2 separate regions of the Homo sapiens genome follow, and region 1 is linked to region 2. Evidence: chromatin loops called from intact Hi-C (ENCODE). Cell type or tissue: gastrocnemius medialis. All regions are shown on one strand. Each heading gives the region's core, and the rest is flanking DNA. Links, peaks and the distances in the headings are about the cores only.

Region 1 (7,196 bases), core at 9-5,008, 590 kb before region 2:
CTTACAAGGTGAAATTTCAATCTGTACAGGTTGTGTCTGCCAGTTCAGTCCACAGCTCAGAGTATCACCTTGTCCTCATTCCATGGTATAAGCTGTTGCGGGGGGACAGGTCTGCGGGTCGTGGATTCACTGGACTGGATGGGACATGATCCAGAACTCCGCTCCGTTTGGCTTCCCAAGGATCCCACCAACTCATTCTAATCAGTGATCACTGAGGAAATGCATTGTATTCCTATTCACTATTTCAAAGATCAGGCCTACCTCATTGGCATATTAAGAAAGTTTTCTCAAGTATATTTAGTGTTTATCATTTTACTATAGTTCTTCAAATGTCTGACATTCATCTTTTCCCTACCTCTAAATTCCTTTCTTTTTCACATTATCTTTCTTGATTGCTTTTTAATAGAAAAACAAACAAAGACATGGATTTACTGTGCATATTAGCAGATCCATACTGGAAAATGCATGGAGGTTTCATATACACCACTTACAGTAAGTAATAACTCAGAGTATAAAGTCGAAAAGAAAGAATCTGAAATATTAGACTTGTTCTGAAATAAGCTTACCTAGGATGATACCACTTTCGCTTAATCAGAATTTCCCCTTTCCAACTATTTAACAGTGGCAAATATAAAAAATCTGGTAGTTAAAATACACAGCAGTCACTTCATATTACTGCCTCCCTCAACCCACTCACCTTCTGAAGAACAGGGCTTTTTCAAGTTTTGTTCCCCTTTAAGTTTTAATAGAAAAAAAAAAGTTTTAAGTCATGTTGTACCAATATATCCCCAGAAAGAATTGCAATTTACCAAGGTTTTCACGTGTTTTGAGAGAAATCTTACTGAAAGACTAGTGATGTCCATTTTCCAGTAAATACTGAGCGAAAAACAATTTTTATACCCCAATCTGAGGTATAAACTTGCTTTTTGTGGGATCACAACTGCTGTAAATTAGACAATTGTAGCAACAATCCAAGACAATAACAGAATGCCTATGACAGTCTGCCATATTCTGGTGAGTGTCTATCAAAGCTCATCATGATTTTTTGTGAGATCTTCCCCGTAATTGGTAGCTTGGCTTCCGACAAACATGTTCCAGTTCTCCAATATTTCCTCTTTAGTTAGCTTCTCATCCTATAGAAGAGATCAAAGAGCACTGTCATGGAAGCTCTGGTAACTGTACTAGTTCTGTATGATGTTCATGTCATTTCACTGATGTACAACATTTAAAATACTATATTTAGTAATCCAGAAGCTACTGGGCACCTCCTTCATCTACCATGACTGCATTGCAAAACTCCAAATCGGAACAGCCTCTTGCTATAAAAACCGTGCTAACGTGTCAGGGAAGTCCCCGAGTAATTCAGAAGCTAGAATCCATTTGTGCCCACAAGCAGTGTTGGTCTTCCCAAAATAGGCCCTCAAGAATGCCACTTTCCTCTTACAGCCTCGCTGCCTAAACTGACTGTTGGCATAACCTGAGAATTTGGGGGCAATCAGCAAAGTGGGGAATAGGCAGGACATTTTTCTAAATGTATTGATTTGTTTATTTGGATGTTTATCAATAGATACCGAAGTACTAGGCATTAAAGCCAGAAACCTGAGCTTGCCTGAGGATGTCTGGGCTTTAATGGGATGGGCTTCCTTGTTCCTGACACCTCACAGATGTTTGATAAGTATTTGGTGACAATGAATGGATAAATAAGCTGATCCTAGGGCAACACGGGGTATACTTCTTAAATCGTGTCCTGCCCACAAAGTTCTGCAATCTTAGGAAATGTGACTTAATGTAAGTCTGTGGCTCACAGCTGACTTTCCAGGAAAGTTGGGGCCTAATAATTTTACTGTGGGTTATCACGGTATTAGCTCAAGTTTACAGGTCTCCACTGTAGGACAAGAAGGAAAAGTCAATAAAGACATGGCCACATGGGTCAATGCTATCGCCGAAAAAGCAAACAAAACCGATCTTATGTAAACTGTCTCCCTTCAATCAGTGATTCCAGAAGAATGGGAAATACCTTGTTTTTGTCTGATTCATATACCAGATGCCTGGCCTCAGCCTGTGCATGATCATAATCTTGAGGGAGGATCCAGTGGCGAATCTCATCTTTGTCTAACTTCCCGTCCTTGTTCAGATCCCGGAATTCGTTAAACTGCTCCCGTTCTGATAAAACCCAGTCTGGCTCAGGGCCATTCTCCTCATGGGAAAACATATCCGCTAGAAGGGAAGGTTATTGTTGGTTACAAAGGAAAGTGGGAAGGTAAACCTCCCCCACCCCCATAAAACAAACTTGACCTCCTGAGCTTTAGGAAAGGCGACAACCAATCCAGAGACCTAACTCAAACAGCTGGTAGGCAGCTTCTTGGGGATAATGATGCAGTAATTTATTCATGATGAAGGCCATGTGGTGGAGTAGAAAGAACTGAGTTTAGAAGCCAAAAGATAAATCCCGGCTTTTGACTTAGTTCAGTGACTGAGCCTGAAGTTTCCTTGTCTGTAAAATGGAGATGATAATTTATAAATCATGGGGCTATTATGATCAAATGTGCCATTTTGATGTAAAAGCCCTCTACAACCCAAACTGGCACTACATAAGCGAAAACTAATAATAATGACTAACATTGAACACTATGGTCCAGATACTGTATAAAGTGTTCTACACACAGTTTTCATTTGATTTTCACATAACAGCCTTACAAAGTGAGTGCTGTTATAATTCCCATTTTACAGATGAAAACAATGAGGTAAAGTCTTACCCAATGACCCACAGCTCATATGAGCTGGAGGCTGCACAGGAACATGGTCACTCTGCTTTCAACCCAGAGTCTTAGCCACTGTGTTTAGTACTATTGTTTATATCATTTCCAAAGGGCTTTCACTTGTCATTATATTTCATCCTTATAACAATTCTACAAGATGGGTCATTATCCCCATTGTACAAAATGGCAAGGAAAAGAAAAAGGAAACGTTTTTGCATTGTGTGTGTGTCAGTAGCTCTTGGAAAAGAGAGATACCCTGCAGGCAGTTTCTCTGTCACGGAAGCAGAGCTTGGAAATGTCAGGTGGTGAATGAAGCAGGTAGTAAGTGAAGGAAAAAAAAAGACAAGACCCTTGACTACAAGGTAGACCCCTAACTGACATGTCTACATTGTTTTTGAGAAAGAGTTGTAATATGTATTAGCTAATTCGAGCTTCATCGAATCCTGTAAAAATGGGCTCACTTTTTTTCCCCCATTTTACAGATGAGGAAGCTGAGGTTTGAAGCCATTACATGATTACCCCAGGGTCACACAGCTAATTGGTGAAGGTAGGGTTCCTAATTCCAGTGCTCTTCCTACTACCACCCCCCACCACACACTTTCCACTTGGTGCCGCTTGAAGAGAAGCCTCCCCGAGAAGTGAAATGACGAGTCAATACATTGGGTTTCCTCTGCCTGTGAGTCACTAGGTATTCGATTTTCAAGCGCAACGCCTCCACCTCCCTCTCCCTATTCACTGTAAAGAATGGGATGCTTCTTTTAGGCAAAGCCACTCAAAGAGTTCTGCCTCTGACTTTGCACCATTTCAATGCACAGTTCCGGAGGGCTGGGCAGAGCGCACACTTTCAATCAAAAGCACTACATTGTTTGTTTTGATCATGCAGTCTTTGCTGTCAGTCTCATTTCATCCCCAGTGCCACAGTAAGAGGTCTGCGCCTCCGAACGTGACCCTCGCACGTGGACCCAGCAAGAGGAAGGCTCAACTGCTTGCTCTGATGAGGGAGCTGTCAGCATATGTTATTCTATCAGGGTAGTGCCACCAAGATCACTTTAATTACTGTGGCGAGAGCTACCTTGTCTGTTACCAATGACACACAAGGAACAGTGTTTGGCTCATGATCAAACATAATTTCTAATGATTAGAGGAAAGTCTGCTCTTCATTGCTGAAGGCACTTGTTCTCGTGTCTGGGATGGCAAAGTAATACAACCACAAAACCAGAGACAGCAACTCAGGCTCTGAGTTTTACATTTAAAGGTAATTAATGGCTTTGATTAAAAATCTGTACAAAAATTATACATATTTCATTTCTCTTTTCATAGGTCAACACCTAAACCAAATGATTTTCCAGCTTTTACTTTATTGAGACTTGGGAAAAGAGCTGCCATGAGAAGGGAGCCTGCAGCTGGAGCCATGTGCCATAGCAGGTGGTGAGGATCAAATGGAATTGTCCTTGTTGCCTGCTCTAGTCCTTTCTAGCGGGGGGTTGGGCTGGGGGGGATTTGGGGCTACCAGGAAGGGCTCTAACCAGCAATGGTGGGTTCAGACCCAAATACATTAATTTGACACTATAGGACTCCCATCCAAAGGATGGGAAACGAGGGGCACAAAATGAGCATATTATTGGGCAATTGTGCACTCTGTAAAGCATTTATCTTTCTAAGAAGAATGCCTTTCTGCAAAGTGCTCAGACACATAAACAGTTCTGTTAATCACAGCTGCATCTACTCAGAGTTTCTAGGCTCCATTGACCCAGTCCAGTTTTAGAGGCTTTGCCCTGACACTGTCTCCTCTATCTTCACTGTAAATCTATGGGATCTCCAATGTCCTTTTGCAAAGGTAAAACTAGGCAGTGTGATGAAGGGCACCTCTCAGAGTCATGGGGCCAACTGTTGGCCAGCCTTGTGTAGGGCCAGCCTTTTCATCTCTTCTCCACTGAATGAGGCCTAATAATACTTCCCTGATACTACATCACTAGGGCTGATGGGACAAGCAGGCTGGAAGCTCCCAGGAGTGACGTATAGACTTGCAGCTGTTGCTAAAAGAGACGTCTGGGGAAAGTAGCCAGACGTGTGGGTGGGGTCATGTGGCCCAGTCAGGACAGCTGAGCAAGACTCTAGGTCAGTACTCACCAATATACTCATCCTGATCCACAAACCCATCCCCGTTCTTGTCGATGTCCTCCAGGGTTTCCTAGGAAGCAAAAGGTAAAACAGAATGCAAGATGGCCATGTGCTCTAAGAAGTCTGAGAATTCTATTGTCCTCATTTGTCCAGCTTTTACGGCTGAATGCTTGGTGACTTCTGGCTCATCGCCTTACTTCCCTGGGAACTAGTTTTTTATCTGTAAAAAACAGGCAATAGTTTCTGTTCCTAATCCCCCACCCCAGTTTCCAGAGCAGAATGCTTTCTTCAAAGCAAGCAAGATGTACCTGTAACCCCAGAGGTGCTCTGACGATATCAGGAGGCCCTGCCAGGCCAACTAACTCCACCATCCAGCCAAAACACCCACTGGGGAACATGCGAGAAACCCAGTGTGAGAACCACTGGATTAGATGACCACAAGAATAGACTCTAGTGCTAACAGGACTATGAATACTGAGTTGGTGTCAAGAGAAATGTGAAACAGTGGGCAACTAAAAAATAAAAGTATATCTGACTTTTTGATGTATTGTGCTCTGTATTTAGTATACTTGACCTCTTATTCAGTATTTTTTGATTGGGTCAATAATTAAATGAGTTTACTGTTCATTGGCACAGCAACTCAGAGGCATCCTGGGTCAAACCAAAGAGCCAACCTGAGAGCAGAGAGCCACTCCCAAAGGCTCGTAGTCTACTCGGGATCATTCACCACCTGCACTGTCCTCTGCCACATTAGCTAACACTACATGAATGTTGAGTGGTAAAGAGAAATGATTCTTGGAGCCACTGCCCAGTCCTTACAGTCATGGCAGTCAGGAGGATGAAGCATGAGTGGACCCTTCCACCACCTGGATAACTAAAACCATCCACAGCTCGTGTAAACAAAAGCTCTAGCCATCTGTTTCCCAGGATTGAAACAGTTGGAACTGGGTTGGTGCATCTGCCCAGGAAAACAGGTGATGGCATTTATTTAATTGTCATGGAAAATGAAGACATTTGGGACCCAACAAGACACTACGGAAAGCAACTACATTCTGAGGCCTTACAAGCATAGTCATTCCTCAAAGCCTAGGGCCTGATCCACCCACCCTCCAAAGACCCACCCGCTAAGGGTAGCATCTCTTCCAGCCATAATTTTTACTTTACATTTCCATACAGTTTTAACAATCCAATTCATTCCATTTCTGAGTCTTTTTCCAAGTCCCTTAAAATTGAAAAATGGGGCAGAGACTAGCTAGTTGCTCACTTAAGCCATTTGCTCTTTCTTTTTTTTTTTTTTGAGAAGGAGTCTCACCCTGTCGCCCAGGCTGGAGTGCAATGGCACGATCTCGGCTCACTGCAACCTCCGCCTCCTGGGTTTAAGCGATTCTCCTGCCTCAGCCTCCCAAGTAGCTGGGATTACAGGCACATGCCACCATGCCTGGCTAATTTTTTTTGTATCTTTAGTAGAGACAGCATTTCAACATATTGGCCAGGCTGGTTTCAAACTCCTGACCTCATGATCCGCCTGCCTCGGCCTCCCAAAGTGCTGGGATTACAGGCGTGAGCCACTGTGCCTGGGCCCCATTTACTCTTTCTAGGCACGTATCTAAACTGTATTTCCCAGCCTCTTCATATCTAGGAGGGACCAGTGGAACATACGTGAAGGGGATGTGTCATTCCCTGGCCGGAAGAGTAAACAAAGACTGTATCTTCTCATTCCCTCTCTTTTCCTTTGTCAGCCAGCTGGGTGTTGCCAGGATGACTTTGAAGCTACAAGATGGCAGAGCACAAGCAGGAGTGCTTAGAGGAGAACTGGGTACCCAACTGTGCTCAGAGAACAGCCCAGGAGGTCCATCTGGCTGGAACAAGCTTTGCTAGTGTTAAATGGCTACAACTGGGGGCTATCTGTTACAGCAGCCAGCCTGACCTGACTAATTTTCTGGGTAGACGGGGATTCCAACAAACTCTACTTCAGAGTCCTTCTCCAATTCCCTTCAGGCTGAAAAATCTTCTCTCTTTGGAAGAGACAAGATTTGGAGGCAGTTTTCTCCCTGGTCTCTTCCCAGCCCAGACTCTTCACTTATCTTACCAAAACCACAATTTCCTTCATATGTTCAAACTCTTCAGGATGCAGAAAGGCAGTGAACTCCTCCCGAGTAGCTGTCAGGTCACCATTGAGGTCTGCAGCTTTGAATCTTCTCTCATCACGTGGCAGCATCTTTTTAAAGGTGTGATGATCTGAAGAATCATGAAACTCTGCGGGGTTTCCTGCAGGATGTATGTATGCAGAAATGTTTTTAAACCGTGCGGTCAAGA
Region 2 (9,019 bases), core at 1-5,000:
ATCTTTCCTTTTCCAAAATATAAGTGTTATTTACATACAGTGTCCTCAAATAACAATATAAATATCCCAGAAGGGCAAGGTTGAGAACATGGGTTAGATAATCTGGGAATTTAAACAATTTTAATGTAGCTAACTTGGGAAATGTATATCAATATCTCATAATACAATTAGGTTGTCAGAACAAAAACATTATATATTAGGTCATTTGAAAAATGCAGATATTGAAAATTTTCAAATTCATGAAATGCTTTGGAATAAGTAATGGAATTATCAGTGTATCATCAAATGACTAACAATTAGCATGTATGATGCCTTTCAAATATATTTTGCATCCATGTTTAAAATTACAATGACGTCACGGTGGCAGTAGTAAAATGTCACCGTACTACACGGAAGCTATAATATTTACTTGTTACACAGTAACCACATAATATATTCAGGCAATAATCACAATATTACAGTATAGTTTTACCGTTCTAACACCATAACATCCTATTATCATTACCTTTTGTCACAATATAGTCATATTAGGCTTGTCGCAACTTGAGTCAAATAACATTTTCAAGTAATAACATAGTCTAAACTGCTTATACAGAAAATCAGATACAAAAATGTCATTAAGAGGTTAAAACTAAAATACTTCTGGACATATTTATTTTTCAAGATGTAGTCAATTCTATTATAACCTCTTCAACTTTTGTGCACTTTGAGAATTCACTGCATACATGCAAAATATATTTCAAAGTATTCAACAACCAATACTGTTTCTACCATCTTAATGAACAGTAATTTTTAGCATAAGCTTGTTACACTTAAATACCCTACTCGAGTCTCCCATTCCAAGCAAATACGGAAACTTTAAAAATTACTGTTCAAGTTTGTATCTCTGAAGAAACACGTATAGAAGGTGCTTTGGGTTCTCTTTTTGGTGGGTACTTTAAGAGACGATAGTTAAATCATTAATCCGAGGTTCAATAAATGGTCAAAACCCCTGGAAAGAATACGTAAAAATTTCAGACAGCGGTAGCCTAGTGCAAAGAGCACTAAATTTGAAGCCTAACAATCAGTACACATGGTCACTGGTTTTGTGAGACTGTTCATATCACTTAATTTGTTTTTAGAGCTCAAACATGAAACTCCATTCTACATGTTTCATAATTTCTTGTCTCAGTTTTTTTCTACACATTATTTTTCTTGTATTCAACAACTTACTGAGAATCTACTAAGTGCCAGGAGGTACACTAGGAACATTTTGTTATTCTAATGAGGAACTGAAGACATTATAATAGAAACATAACCTTTTTGTTTGGAAAGTTTTAGTATCAAGTAAATGAAGTTACATATCCCATTGAATTAAAAAATATATAAGGCCTAGAAATAGCTACCAAACTTAAAGTTCAAATGTAAGAGGATATCAACTGAGGCTCACAAGGGAAAAACGGTGGACTATATATTTGCTAACTAGATATTTTGAATCACTTCTATTTACAGTACCATGCAACTCAGGAGGAAAATATATTTGAAACAATTAAGTGAAAAATACTTAAACTTATCTAGAAATAACCGGAAAATGAAATGAGAGAATCAAGAAGCCATACTCTTTCTCATAGGTTGCTGGTCTTCTTACTTTCTCTGCACTAAACCTATGAAAAGCCTACTTTGAGGGGAAAATAACCGAAAGAAATGTCAAACGAAGTACAAGAACAAGCAATGAGTTATATTTTATGAAAGTGTACAAGATTTAACAGACACATATCACACACTATGAAAAAAGTTATGTAAACACAGACGGGGTTTTAATGAAACAGCATTCAGAAATTAATCTAGAAGCTTTATTAACACAGCAAATCTGTCCTACCAACTTAATCTGGTCATTCCTTTGAATATAACAGTTATGAAACAAGCATATTCTTCAGCAGGCTTCTCATAAAAAATTCCAGAGATTTTAAAGGAAAGCCTAAGAACTAGACTTTTCTCGTTAAAATGTGAGTTAAATTTAAAGATGTCGTATGGAATGTAGCAGCAATCAATACTGGGAAGCAAAATGTATATAGAAAAAATAAAAAATATATACACAGATTTAACGCAGACACTATCTAAATATCAACGACAGGCTCAAAATACTTTATAAGGATTATGTGTCAACATAAGCCTTTAACATTCGCTCTCTTAAAGCCAAAATGTTTTAAGATTTAGAACCAGAGAACAGGCAGTCTGACGGTCAAAGAGGGGAAATCATTTTTTTCCAGCATCTTCTAATGAAGTCTGTCTCTCACAATTATAAAAACTTTTGCAGGCTGGTCTAAACCGTGAGCTGCCTGGAGAAAGCAGAAGGGAGGTATCCTGAATGAAAGCCAAACCATCTCCATAAATTAATGTCTTCCCTTGACTAGAAAGCATTTCAGGGTAAAAAGCATGTACGAATTCCTCCGTAATATGAAAAGGGGTTGGAGGGCAGGGAATGAAATAGAGAGCGAGGGCACTAAAACATGTTTAGTTAACAGCGCTCAGAAGTCTCCACACAACCCGTATTCCCCTCCATCTCAATCAGACCAGGCTATTCTCTCCTCCTCCGAAGGTTTAGGGGTCAGAAAGAGATGTGGGGTCAAAGTGGCTTCCCCGACAGGTCCCCTCCCTAAGTTTCCCCTCGGCTGAGCCCAGATCTCCGCTCTGAACCGACCTAAGAGCTGGTCTAGGGCTGGGAGCCCGGTTGATACCAGCAGCTGTCCATTCCGCACCGACGGTCGCGTGCCCGCAATGGACACCAGTCGAGGGCCGCTGTCGTTGGTCACGCTGGCTCTAGGACCCCTCCTCTGGAAACTGGTGACGTTGCTCTTGCTGGCTGTCGCCACTGCAGACCCAGTACTCGCGGCAACACTACCGCAGGTTGCCACTGCCGCCATCTTAGAGCCTCCAGTGTTAACCCAATAGGAACTCTGGGAACGCAAACACCCGTCCTATCAGAACCAGTGCCAAACTCCCGCCTCCTCGCCCCAACCGCGGCTCTCGTAACCAATAGGACTGAGACGTCAGTCCCGAGCCAACCAATCGGAAGGCGTATTGCTGAAAAGTGCGCCCTACGAAAGGACGGTCGACTTCGGCGGGGCCCAGGTGAGAAAGGCCCACCTGTGTCCTGGTTGAGGGTCTCCAGGGTTCTTTGGGGCCCGAGGTAGGTAATATCACGTAACGTTCTTCTCCTTTTGAGTGCCTTCATTCACATTGAGTTAAAGAAAAGGTTGGTGAAACAATAAACCCTTAGGGCTTATCAAGCAATTGCTAGCACCTTTCTCCGCTGTGTGTGAGGATAGACTTTTTTCCTGCTCATTTATCTTCTGATTTCTGATAGAAAATTCACTCCGCCTTCCCCACGATGTCTTTTTCTTAATTTTGTGTTATATGGAAAGGATGGGATCTCTTACCTTAATGAGTTGGTTGCTGAGCGTCTGGGCTTAGTTCGTTAGTGCCTAGTGGTAGGTGGTTTGGAATTAAACCTTAGAGCGAAAACTCTTGAACTTTGAGGCTATCTGGTTTTCCTGTGTCTGACAAACTATAGCTCTCTGACAAGTTCCGATAAGAAGCTTTTGTTAATTTTAATTAGTGTTTCTGGAAGTCTTGGATGTCTTTCCTAAGCGGTGTAAATGACAAGTGTTACTCTGACAACCTTGTTCACACATTTAATTGTCGTTTGCTGTTAAAGCAGCTGCAAATAACAGAAAATACTTAGGGTTTCTTTCCCCCAAAAAACTGCTAGGAAGAATTAGAAGTATACCTACTTTATTTTATGAACCCTGAATCGAGAGTTTATTACTAAAATACCAATTTTATGTGTGGAAAAAACATGTATTTTGAGTTGTATTTTTGTATTTAATTTTTTTTTCAAAACTGAGCAGGGACAGTGGGTAACTGATGTTTAAAGGCAATCATGATTGACAAATGTCTAAATTGAAAAGGACTCCCAAATCATTACCGCACTACTGAGTTATTGACTTTGACAGTGATCTGTGATACCTTTTAATTAGAGCCAAACCTCATTGAAATTCTTGCCATCGAATTGTTTTAAATCTCACTGACCTGTTGAAATTTTTGGGCTGATTCTGTTTGATAAATTGAAATTAGTATTGCTAAATAGTGACTGGAGTTTTTCATTTGGGGAGGATTTTTGTTTGTTTGCTTGTTTTTTAGAATCATGTTTAGGAAAAAACCCTGTTTCACAATATATCAACTGGAAAGCTTTGATCAAGGTTGCTTTCATATTGAATCTTTAAGTTACTCAATAAATAGCTGTTGAGTGATTACTGTCTGTTTGGACTTAATCTTGTCATTTTAGACCTATGGTAATAAAAATGGTCTCACCTGGAGGAGATAAAATTAACACATAGAAAACAACATAGTACTTAAAATGAACACATTAAATAGCATGTGCTAATTTTATCCTGTAGTAAATAAGCACTAGGAAGACCAAAAGAAAAAGTGACAAAGCAGTCCAATATCAGATAGAAACGTCTTGAATTTTTTTTTTCTTCAACTTTTGTTTTAGGTTCTGGGCTTCATGTGCAGGTTTGTTACATAGGTAAACGTGTGCTGTGGTGGTTTGCTGCACAGATCAACCCACCACCTCGGTATTAAGCCCAGCATCCATTAGCTATTCTTCCTGATGCTCTCTGTCCCCCCACCCCTACAAATATTTTTGATGCTGTGAACTTTTTGAAATGCTACATATAATTATTATTTTTTGACAGATGGCATTGTTTTGTGTACCTCATGATGCTATGAAGTGTATGTACATTCCGGAATCGTTAAATCTAGCTAATTAGCAATGCATTACCTCACATAGTTATCATTTTTGTGGTAAGAGTACATAACATCTACACTGTTTACATTTTTTTAAAGAATACAATATATGATTATTAACTATAGTCAGCTTGCTATAAATTCATGTTATATAATAGATTTCTTGAAATTTATTCCTCCTATCTAACTGATATTATGTATCTTTGACCAAATTCTCCCCATCCCCCCTGCCAACCATCCTGGCCTCTGGTAAACACCATTGTACTCTCTGTGCGATGAACTATTAGATTCCACCTATGAGTAAGATCATGTGATATTTGTCTTTCTGTGTCTGACTTATTTCACTTAACATAATGGTATAATTCGTTTTTATAGGCTTCTGTATTACATATTCCCTTGTTTCCTACTGTATTTACTTAACCCTTTAGATTTCCCAAGATGATGATAGTGGTGCTTTGTTTGCCTCATTACTAGAACTGAAGAATTATTTTCCAACTTTGACTTGGACTATAATTCTGGAAAGATGATCTATATACACACCAGAGTATTCATGAAATTAGGATATATATCTGGTATAACACTATCGTAGGATAAATATGCTTTTGTTTTTTTTTTCTGAGACGGAGTCTAGGTGTGTTCCCCGGGCTGGAGTGCAGTGGCGCGATCTCGGCTCACTGCAAGCTGTGCCTTCCTGGGTTCACACCATTCTCCTGCCTCAGCCTCCCGAGTAGCTGGGACTACAGGCGCCCGTCACCACGCCCTGCTGATTTTTTGTATTTTTAGTAGAGATGGGGTTTCACCGTGTTAGCCAGGATGGTCTCAGTCTCCTGACCTCGTGATCCGCCCACCTCGGCCTCCCAAAGTGCTGGAATTACAGGTGTGAGCCAGCGCGTCAGCCAAATATGGGTTTTTTGTTTGTTTGTTTTTTGTTTTCTTTTTAGACGGAGTCTCGCTCTGTTGCCAGGCTGGAGTGCAGTGGCATGATCTCGGCTTACTGCAACCTCCGCCTCCTGGGTTCAAATGATCCTCCTGCCTCAGCCTCCTGAGTAGTTGGGACTACAGGCATGCACCACCATGCCCAGCTAATTTATGTATTTTGAGTAGAGACAGGCTTTCACCATGTTGGCCAGGATGGTCTCAATCTCTTGACCTTGTGATCCACCCGCCTCGGCTTCCCAAAGTGTTGAGATTACAGGTGTGAGCCACCGCGCCCAGCCGCCTTTTTTTTTTTTTTTTTTAACAAAGATAAAATCTTTGCTCCCAAATAATTTCAAATTCTTGAACTTACCAGCAAGTAGCAGAGTTGAATATAAAACACGAGAATAAATAAAGTATTCATGGAAAGGAAGAGTTAAAAGTTATATGTTGGCTGGGCACAGTGACTCATGCGTGTAATTCCAGCACTATGGGAGGACGAGGCGTGCAGATCACAAGGTCAGAAGATCGAGACCTTCCTGGCTAACATGGTGAAACCCCGTCTCTACTAAAAAATACAAAAAAATTAGCTGGGCATGGTGGCGGGCTTCTGTGGTCCCAGCTGCTCAGGAGGCTGAGGCAGGAGAATGGGGTGAACCCGGGAGGCAGAGCTTGCAGTGAGCCGAGATTGCGCCACTGCACTCCAGGCCTGGGCGACACAGCGAGACTGTGTCTCAAAAAAAAAAAAAAAAAAAGTTATATGTTTAGGTGCGTTCTTAATTAATTCTTTATGAAGGACATACTAAATTCTAGGAAGTGCACCAGAGCTCAGGTTACAGGAGAAAAAAATACTGTGTCAGTACTCTTTGAGTTCACAGTTGGGGAAGATACGTGGGCAAATAGGTCAATAAAGTACAGTTGATCCTTGAACAGTGTGCGGATCAGGGGTGTCGACCCCCACACCCGTGTAGTTGAAAACACGCATATAACTTTTGACCCCTCCCAAACTTAACTGCTAATAGTCTACTTTTGACTACTGGATGCTGTACCAATGACATCTGTGGATTAACACATAATTTGTATATGTATTATGTACTGCATTCTTTCCATAAAGTAAGCTAGAGAAAATGTTAATCAAATCATAGGAAGAAAATATATTTGCCATGCATTAAGTGCAGGTGGATCATTATACAGGTCTTCGTTCTGACATTTTTCATGTTGAGTAGTCTGAGCAGAAGGAGGAAGAGGAGGGGTTGGTCTTGTAGTCTCAAGGGTGCCAGAGACAGAGAAGGTGGGAGGGGAGGAAGGAGAGGTAGACGCAGTCAATATAGCTTTATGGAAATACATACTAATTTGTCTGTTTTGCTTTTTCAGCTCTCTAAAAATGTTTTTGTACAGTACCATTTCTTCCACTGTTTGCTTTAGTTTTAGTATCTGTGTTATAATAGGGGTCCATGTCAGAAGAAGTCACAGCAGTCTTGAATAACTGGAAGACTTCTGCCAGATTGCCTAATGTCAGTTTGTTTTCTGGCACTGCTTCTTCTACTTCTTTCTCATCATCTGGCACTTGTTTGGAAGCATTCATCTCCATCAAGTCATCTTCTGTTAATGCCTCTGGTGTGGTGTCTGTTAACTCTTGAATTTCTCCAAGGTGCCTATCTTAAACAACTATTCCCTCCCGACGTTTTTTATTTTTTATTTTTTCCATGTCCACAATGTTTCCCATAACTTCCTTGATTGACTGTTGTAAATCCTGCAGGAAACCACTTTGAGATACACCAGAAAACATATAATGAACATGGTAGGCAACCAGCACCTTCTGATACAAGTGGACACCTCTTCAGTTGTTTTTTCAGTGGCTTCACTAGCCCTGGAGTCCATATCACTGTTGTGTCTGTGCAGGTAAAGCATATAGCAGAGATACTGTGAAGGTTCACTACGGGGCCTGCTGGTATTCTGGCAGCATGATTGAAGGAATGAATACTAAGGTCATGTCTACACAGAGGGAGTTCCTCAACCTCCGGTAATTCCTTTTTTGCCTCCTTCCTGTCATTATACTCACAAAGAGAAACTATAGTCCTGAGTTGTAGCACCACAGATTTCTTTTACCTGTTTTTCTACTTCTCTACTTTTATTATACTCTCTACTTCTGTGAGATCAACTATTAGATTCCATTAGATCCACTATTAGATTCCATGTTTGACTTCTTTTGCTTAACATTATTTTTGTGAAATGATCCTTGTTAATGTGTGTCGTTGTGGCTGATCTATTCTTATTGCTGTATAGTATTATATAAATGTATTATAATTTATTATGTGTTCTACTGTTAGAAGGGATTTGGATAGTTTCCCATTTGTGGCCATTTCTTCAATGCAATTGTACCAGTTTATACTCTTACCAGTAGTATTTGGGAATGGTTGTTACTTCTCATCCTTATCAACACAATGTTTTTCTTCTTTCATTTCAGCTATTCTCAGAGGGTTGTGGTATGGCATTGTCATTTGGATTTGAACTGACGAAGTTGAGCACCCGTTTATATGCTTATTGGCCATTTGGGTAACCTCTTTTGTGAAAGGGTCTATCCATGTTTTTTAATTTTACAAATTTGGATTGTCTGCCTCTGTCCCATGGATTTGTAGGAGTTCTTTTATATTTTGGATAAGAGTTCGTTTCCAAATAAATTCATTACAAATATCTTCTATCATTCTGTAGCTTGCCTTTTCATTTTCTTATCTTTTGATTTCAGTCAAAACATATTCTGACTTAACAATTTTTTCTTAGTGGCTGGTGCTTTATGGCTATGTTTGCCTACTCCAAAATTTCGAAGATGATCTCCATGTTTTTTTTCCTAAAACCATTGATGTTTTACTTTTAAATATTTATGTCTGTACTTTATTGGAATTGACTTTTTTGTGTTTGGTGTGAGGCAGCGGTAAAGATGTGTTTATTTTTCCTGTATTGGTATCCTATTGACCTAGCACCATTTATTGAAAAAATGATTCTTTCCTTGCTATATCGCATCATCACTTTTTTAATAAATAAAGTCACACATAAATTAGGCAGATTTCTTTCTGGACTTTCCATTGGTTAGTGTGTGTCTTCAGGTTCTTCAGAAGGCTGGCTTTCTTTCTCTCAGAATTTGAGCCACACTGTACTGTGGGGACCTCAAGTTAAATCAGTAAAAATGGGAAACTCACCCTGTGGCAATTCCTTCTCACCTAAGTTGACTACCCAGCAAAATCTGTTTGCTTCTATTAAATCTGTAGAGCCTTCACATAATTGATTTTTGTGTATTGTTCAGAGTTTATAGTTG

What was found. Hi-C counts contacts between places; a loop is a spot of excess contacts. Peaks named below come from ENCODE experiments on the same cell type or tissue, not always from the same donor. Only the 100,000 strongest peaks of a DNase experiment are listed, where the experiment ranks them.
Region 1: it touches region 2 in a loop (7-fold over the local background); 8 of 110 quality-filtered maps call a loop at or near these places.

The regions. Positions count from the first base shown.
Region 1 is chr11:32,098,302-32,105,497 of GRCh38, reverse strand. RCN1 (reticulocalbin 1) reads right to left here. Exons shown (of 6, transcript NM_002901.4): 3 at 6,970-7,148; 4 at 4,890-4,950; 5 at 2,018-2,217; 6 at 1-1,133. The coding sequence ends at 1,026. Among named protein-coding and RNA genes, the nearest start is that of RCN1, 11 kb to the right of the region's middle. In gastrocnemius medialis, for the core only: no CTCF peak of the experiment used is centred there; no DNase peak of the experiment used is centred there; H3K27ac peaks cover 1,392 bases.
Region 2 is chr11:31,503,669-31,512,687 of GRCh38, reverse strand. It overlaps IMMP1L (inner mitochondrial membrane peptidase subunit 1), which reads left to right and starts at 3,066. Exons shown (of 6, transcript NM_001304274.2): 1 at 3,066-3,169. ELP4 (elongator acetyltransferase complex subunit 4) reads right to left here and starts at 2,921. Exons shown (of 10, transcript NM_019040.5): 1 at 2,681-2,921. The coding sequence starts at 2,903. RefSeq lists enhancers at 2,617-2,906, 2,039-2,928. In gastrocnemius medialis, for the core only: no CTCF peak of the experiment used is centred there; a DNase peak (open chromatin) is centred at 2,997; H3K4me3 peaks cover 2,701 bases; H3K27ac peaks cover 1,731 bases.